2 separate regions of the Mus musculus genome follow, and region 2 is linked to region 1. A link is a contact called in ENCODE POLR2A ChIA-PET data. All regions are on one chromosome and are shown on one strand. The core of a region is the stretch at or near the end of the contact, and the rest is flanking DNA. Distances in the headings are between cores, read along the strand shown. Region 1 has its middle 15 kb from the start of Gm33033. Region 2 holds the start of Ptpn1 (protein tyrosine phosphatase, non-receptor type 1).

Evidence for each region. ChIA-PET counts read pairs that join two places held with the same protein, here RNA polymerase II (POLR2A).
Region 2: POLR2A ChIA-PET joins it to region 1 with 10 read pairs in Patski. The contact joins the promoter of Ptpn1 here to the enhancer-like site in region 1. POLR2A ChIA-PET finds 5 or more read pairs at or near these places in 2 of 5 experiments (Patski and embryonic stem cell).

The regions. Positions count from the first base shown.
Region 1 is chr2:167,890,280-167,894,058 of GRCm38, reverse strand. No RefSeq gene overlaps it. Among named protein-coding and RNA genes, the nearest start is that of Gm33033, 15 kb to the right of the region's middle. Within about 2 kb of position 1,948, at least 1 of the 3 ENCODE cell types and tissues checked has a DNase peak (open chromatin) inside an H3K27ac peak, as active enhancers do.
Region 2 is chr2:167,930,852-167,934,348 of GRCm38, reverse strand. Ptpn1 (protein tyrosine phosphatase, non-receptor type 1) reads right to left here and starts at 2,022. Exons shown (of 9, transcript NM_011201.3): 1 at 1,793-2,022. The coding sequence starts at 1,855.

The DNA.
Region 1 (3,779 bases), core at 699-3,198:
AGAGTGGGTTGTTCTCTGCGTCTGCTGACTGCCAGACCCGGTACCTCTCCTCCACCTCCCCTCCTGCAAACCCTCGTGGTCACTGTGTCTCAGGGATTGTTGCTGAGAGAGCCAGGAGGTAGGTGCTAGGCACGTGAGCAGATTCCTGTCCTCCCTGTTGCTCCACACCCTGTTCTGAGCAAGTTTGTTTTCTTTTTCCCCCTCTTAACAATGCACCTTGGTGATCCCTCCAGACCAACACCAGGAAAACGTGCTTCACACATTCCACAGTGCGAACATAAACTTGAACCTCGATGGGTGCCTGGCCATAGCTGTTTCTAAGCTTTGTAGCTAATAAACACCACACAATTATCGCCTGTGCGCTCAAGCCACTGCTCTGTTCCCTCTGATGCACTCCTAGAGACTCTGCTGTCCGTCACAGGACACAGGCTTTTGAAACTTCCACAATGATTGTCTAAATGTTTAAGGTTGAACCTACTCAGAGACATTCAGCCCAGATGCCAGGGAGGCCCTGGTTTTTCCTGCCTGGAGCCCGGGCCCACTACAGTCAGGCTCTATCTCCACCTGGCCAGTAGAGGACATAACTGTCCACAAGGTCTAGCCTGGAGCACTCATCATTTTATGTTAGGGCTTGAGTTTTAAAGTGCGTGTCCAGGATCAGTGAGGCGGCTCAACGGGTGAAGCAGCTTGCCACCAAGCCTGATGACTTGAGTTCGATTCCCTGGACCTGTATGGTGGAAGGAGAGAACAGACTCATTTGACAACACACACACACACACACACACACACACACACACACACCATGGCCTGCACATGCCCCTTCCCGGCCAAATAAATTTGAAAACATACTCTCTAAGAGATGCATGTGTGGGCCATTTGCCTTGCTTTTCTGTAGAGAGGCGAGTGTTTTGTTTATTCGTTTGTTTTCCCTATTTCTCTACTTCTAGCGAACAGTTGTATTTCTGACGGCTTGGCAGGATTGCTTCTTAAATGTTTATTTTAAGACAGGAGCTTGCTCTGTAGCCCAAGGGCTGACATGACAGGTGTGTGTTTACTCGGGGCTGGGGGGGTCTTTACTAGGGCTGAGGGAGTGCAGAGTTTGGCATCACATATGTTAGCAATGTACATGTTTTAAGCATATGTATGAAACAAAGACAGAACCCTCACGGGCCATGGCGGTTCACCCTCTCTTCTCTAAGTGTGCCTTTGCACTAAACTTATTTATTGTCTGTTTAAGGATTTTTAGTGGTGTAACAGGAAAGTCAGAAGTCCAAGGTCATCCTTGAGGACATAGCAAGATGGACCACGACAAGTCGCCCTGACGAACACAGCATCTGATCCACACCACCCTCCACGGGGTCTGACGAACACAGCATCTGATCCACACCACCCTGCACGCCGTCTGACGAACACAGCATCTGATCCACACCACCCTCCACGGGGTCTTTTTGTTTGTTTGTTTGGGTTTTTTTGTTTTTGTTTCGAGACAGGGTTTCTCGGTATAGCCCTGGCTGTCCTGGAACTCACTCTGTAAACCAGGCTGGCCTCGAACTCAGAAATCCGCCTGCCTCTGCCTCCCGAGTACTGGAATTAAAGGCGTGCGCCACCACGCCCGGCCCTCCATGCGATCTTAAGAAGATCCTGCCAACAAGACCAACCACCCGCTCCAGCTCCATTTTACAGATGGGCAAACCGAAGCTCAGAGGAGAAAGGTTTCACCTAAGGTCTCATGGCTGCTGAGTGACAGAGGGCTCAACTCCATATCCATATTTCTTTGCTACTTCTGCCATTACCCACTGTGACCCTTCTGCCTGAGGAACAGCCTTGGTGAACCGAGAGGGGTCCCACTCTGTACCCTCCGCCGGAAATATCTGTAGTTCAAGGTCCTGGCCACTGAGAGGCGCTGGAGACACGTTCCTTGCCTGGTGAGTAGGGCCAGGAACAGACTCCCTCCAGGCAGAGTCTCTGCTAGCTGGGGTGGCTCGGGGCAGAGCGACTATCTCCTGTCACACATGGGCAGCTCCTTCGGCCTTCACTTCCCTACAGGGACTTCAGGGTTGCAGAGCTGTGTGGCCCAGCTCAGCTGGGGACATGCTTTCCTGAGGCCGTCATCTTTCTCTGGGGATGGGGCTGTCCTGCACCCAGCAGGGAGTTTAACAGTGGTAGCTCTTCCCACTGAAATAGAGTCCAAGCCGTCTCTAGACTTTCCCGTGTGCCCCGTGGGAGGGCAGCGCATGCCCCCGCAGATGAGAATTTCTTTTGCACAGGTCACGTAGGGGACAGAATTCAACTCTGGCTCTGCTTCACACACAAGGACAGACCAGTGGCCTGCGAGGCAAGGATGGGCGCCAGACACCATGGTGATAACAGAGGGTGGAAGCTCAGAGAGGTTCGGAACCTGCCCACCCAGCTTCAGTGTCTGCGCCCCTGACCACTATGCCCCGTGGCCAGCAGAGAAACACGCAGCATTCATTCATGCCTCTCACTTTAATCACCTCCTCCACTCATACAAAACACACCCTTATTGTTAGTCTTCTTTTCTTTTTACATCTGTTTATTGTGTATGTAGAGGTCAGAGGACAGTTGTATGGAACCGGTTCTCTCTTTTCCCATATGGGCTCTGGGGATAGAACTCACGCAGTCAGATTTGGCAGCAAGCCCCTTAACCACTGAGCTCTCTTGCAGGCCCCTGCTGTCATTTCCTCGTGTTGTCGTTTTGGTGTTTTGAGTCAGGATCTCACTGTGTAGCAGAGGCTGTCCTCAAAGTCTTCCAGCTTCCTGCATGTTGGAATTCCAGGTGTGAGCCCCACGCCTGACTCAGTTTCCCACTTTTGATGAAAGCCAGGTTTAGAAGCAGAGTTTCATTTCCCCTATGGTTTTGTTATGAGGAGAACACTGGTGCCTGGGAGATGGGGAGTGGGGGTCCCCTGGGGCCAAGATCATTGTTTCTGATTCAGTTTTGCAAGAAAATCTATAAACACTTTCATGTGAGTTTCCTAATGTTTAATGGGAGTTCATTAAGAAATTAAAACTCCGGGAAGACAGCTCACAACTGGAGCCTGCTGCTGCTGAGAGCTGCCGGACCACAGACTTCCCCAGGACACAGGGACAGTCGCCAGGGACAGACGTGTTCTCCTCTGCCACTCAGCAATGGTTTCTTCTACTTGTCATGGGTGTCCCACCCTTCTATTGTCTACTAATCTGTCATTCACCTGTCCTTCCACCTACTCACCCACCTACCCACCATCTACCTCCCCACCCCCACCCACCCAACACCCCCCACCCATCATCCACCCCCACCCATCATCCACACATCTACCCACCCACTCATCCATCACCCACTATCCACTCACCCTTCCACCACCCACACACCATCTACCCACTCACTATACACACACATACACACACACACACACCCCCGCCCATCAACCATCTGCCCTTCCCCTATCTGCCCATCCTTCATCAATCCATCCTTCATCCACTCTCTCACCCGTCATCTACCCGTCAGTTTGGTCCCCACACTGTCCTCATGGGTTCTTTTTGTCTACCAAACCCTAGGCCACGTCCTCGGGTCACGGTGAAGGCCAGTATCCAATTCCTGTCCTCCAGAAGGCCATCGTGCAGTCCCTCGGACATGAGAAGAAAACCAGAGACAAAGATAGAACCAAACGGCGTTCCACTCCGATTCTATCTGTCAGCTGTCACGGGCGAACTCTTAAATGTTGGAGCCTGTTTTCCTTCTGTGTCACAGGCTGCCTTTTCCATTTTCCATTGCTGTG
Region 2 (3,497 bases), core at 773-3,272, 40 kb before region 1:
GGCTTACTATTACTATTACTAGCAATTTACTAACGTGTGGGGCTTAAGTGTGGAGGAGAAATTGGAGAAGAATGAAGAAAACAGATTTCAAAGCCAGCCCACTCTGCGCCAGCTTTAACAAGGCTTAGATGTCGGGGCAGGCCACTCTAACCTAAAAGCGTAAAAAACCACATTCTACCATAACTTATTAATGATGCCAATTTGTTACCAAATAAGTCTGTCTCAGTACTAAAGATTCAACGGTCTCCACTTGGGACGGTCTGTTTAGCCAACAACCTCCACACATCAGAGTGGCTTACAGAACAATCTTCACGTGCTGTTGTTACACTGGGATCCCCTTGCATTTAATCTGATACAGAAAATCTGCCCACAGACCTGACTCCTTAGTGGAATCTGTCCAGCCAATTCATAGACTAGACGTGCAATACAAATGTTACAATTGATCGCTCGACTGACACAGATTACACTAGCTACAAATATCTGCCCCCCAAAAAAGCTGACGAGCACACCGAGGCCCAAGTAAAAAGAACCCTGTCAAAGAATCTGGAAACCAAGGCAACCCCCCAAAAAAGGTTTTGTCAGTCAAGAACACCAAACAACAGCCTGAGGGTGCCTACTTTCCTAAGTGAAGCTCAAAATAGATTTCAATTTCCAGCTGATGGGTCTCACCCGCTGTCTTTTGAACCTAGAAGCTGAAAGCAGAATAAACCGCCTGCTCTCTTTACCCGAGGAACAGGATCTATTTTGCACATGCTTATTTAAGATGCCTGGCGAGTATGGTTAATCCTCACAACCCCCGCACTGACATTTAATCGGAAGATTTGTTTTCTTTAGAGGACTTAGCTGCTTGCAAAGACATCTTTGCATTTTCAATTCACTGTTTCATACATGGCGGGGGGTGGGGGGGAGAACCCTACTTTCATAATACTTTTTTTTTTTTTAATGAACCACCAGAACCCCTCAAGTGGACCGGATCACAGAAAACAGAAACCATCTCAGCTCACGGTCAAAGGATAAAAGACAAAAGAAAGAGGCCATTTGGAGAGGGTCAGGCAGCTATAGGAATGGGTTCTGTGTCCCCCTAGTTAGTCGCCTAACCTCATGGCTTGTCACTCCTTGGTCTATTCAAAGAGCAAGTCTCCTTCCCTGTCGAGCCGCTAGCAGCCCTGCCGGTGATGCCCTAGACAAGGCAGCCCCTTTGCGTACAGTCACCCTCCACCAGAACAGGTCTTTCTCTTCTCAACACTTGTCACCAGATGCAATGATCAGTATTTGAATGTCTGTGTGACTATAGCCTCTCGGGGGGGGGGGGATAGGTTAGGTCTACGGTGGCGTTCAATACACACCAGCTCCAAAGCCTAGCACCGAAGAGACCCTCCAGCTCACGTCTAACAAATGAATGGACAGGAAGGAGTAAGGGGGCTGTCATCCCCGGGCCTCCACCACCGCACACCGAGGCCCGAGGAAGTGAAATGTGAGGGGGCGGGGGTGTCGGCGAGCCCACCCTCCTCCCCAGGAGACAAAGGAAGAGGGCCTGAGGTGGTCCAGTCCAGACAAGGAAGCGGCAGGGGTGTGGACCAGTGGGGACAAAGGGTGGCTGGGCCATGTTGGGGTCGGGTTTGCGGGGGGAGCTCGAAGATGACAGGGACCGCGGAGAGATAGAGGCGAGTGGGGGTGTCGCAGGGGCCGCGAACCCCAAGAGGGGTCTAGGGCGACGAGGATGCGCGACAGGAGTCCCCCGAGCCGGGAGGGTCGGGGAGACGGCGCGGCCTAGGGGCCCCCGGCTCCGCACCTGGTAAATAGCCGCCCAGTTCCCAGCCTTGTCGATCTCCTCGAACTCCTTCTCCATCTCCATGGCGGGACGGGTCGGCTGCCCGAGTTCCCACGGCCGTCCGCCGCGCTAGGCCGCGTCGCTCCGCGTCCCGAAGCCCGTCACCCGCCACCACCGCAGCCCCAAGCTCCCCAGCAGCGGCTTCTGCATGTCAAGCCGGCAGCCGGAAGTACGCACCCCCGCCTCACCGCGAGCTCCGCCCTCTGTACGGGAGGACCAGTCAGCTAGCGAAAAGGCGGCCGGCACTTCCGCGGGGGCGGAGCGGTAGGCGGGGCATCGCGGACGAGGCCCGAACCCGAGGAGCAGACTTGCTGCGCGCGCCGCGTGCGGCTTCCCGGGTTCCGCGCTCCGGAGGGCGCGCGCCCGTTGCCCAAGCGACCCCCGGCGGCGCGCCCACGGCGCGTGGGCCGAGGCGGGACTCGGGGAGTATCCTGAGTTCGAGCCTCAAGCCCGCCGGTTGAGTCAGGCGGCGAGGGCGTGGCCTCGAGCTGGGCGGTTGAGTGGGAGCGGCGTTTCCTGTCCCGGTCTGTTTTTCTTTTTTCTTTTTTTCCTTTTTGTCTTGGTTTTTCCAGACAGGGTTTCTGTGCGTAGCCCTGGACGTCCTCACATTCACTCTGTAGACCAAGACTGGCCTCGAACTCATAAATCCGGCTGCCTTTTTCCCGAGTTCTGGGATTAAAGGTGTGTGCCATCACTTCGGGCTCCGTTCTTTATTTTTAACTCAGGGTCACGATATTCCAGGCTGGCCTCTCACTTGCTGTCAGGCCAAGGATAACCTCTTATTTGCTGTCAGGCGAAGGATGATCCTCTCGCCTCCATCTCCCACGTCTTGGAATCACAGACATGCATTGCGGGGGATAAACCAGAGCTCCGTGCATGCTAGGACCTACTCCGGCCACATCCCAGCGAGCAGAGTGTTCGTTTTAGACAACGAATCACTCTATAGCCCGAGCTGGCCTGGAGTTCACTACGTAACCCAGGCCAGCCTCCAGCTCTGGATCTGCCTGCCTCAGTCTCCGGAGTTTTGGACAGGTGCTAACACCCAGCTGGCCACTCTGCTCTCATGAAACTTGGGAAAGTCCATAAGAGTTTTTACCCTGGCAGAATGAACGGATGGGACATGTGGTGCTAGTTTTCTGTCTTTCTCCAGTATCAAGAAAATCCTGACCAGATGTGGTGGCACTTGCCTTTAAACTCTCCAGGTAGAAGCAAGGGGTCTCTGAGTTCCAGGCCAGCCTGGTCTACATCGTTCCGGGACAGCCAGTTATACAGTGAGACCCCTTCTCAAAACAAAAAAACAACCAAAAGGGAAAAAATCTTCCTTGGGGTTTGTTGGTGACTCATAACCATCCTAACTCTAGTTTCAGGCCGTCTTCTGACCTTCAAGGGCACAGGGTATACATGTGATACCATACTACTGTACATACATGCATACAAAACCATCATACAAATAAATCTAAAAACATGTTTAAAAGAAAAAAAAAATCTTCCTCTCTGATGTCATCTGGGTGCAGATTCTGTGGTTTGTTCAGACTGCCCAGGGTGAGCACTGAATGTTGGTTCCGATGCTTGGGTTCCTTGAAGTATGTGTGAAGGATGGGATTGCCTTCCCTGGGGAAATGTAACTGGAACATGGAGTTGTAAACTTCCATTCTGGGATAGAAAG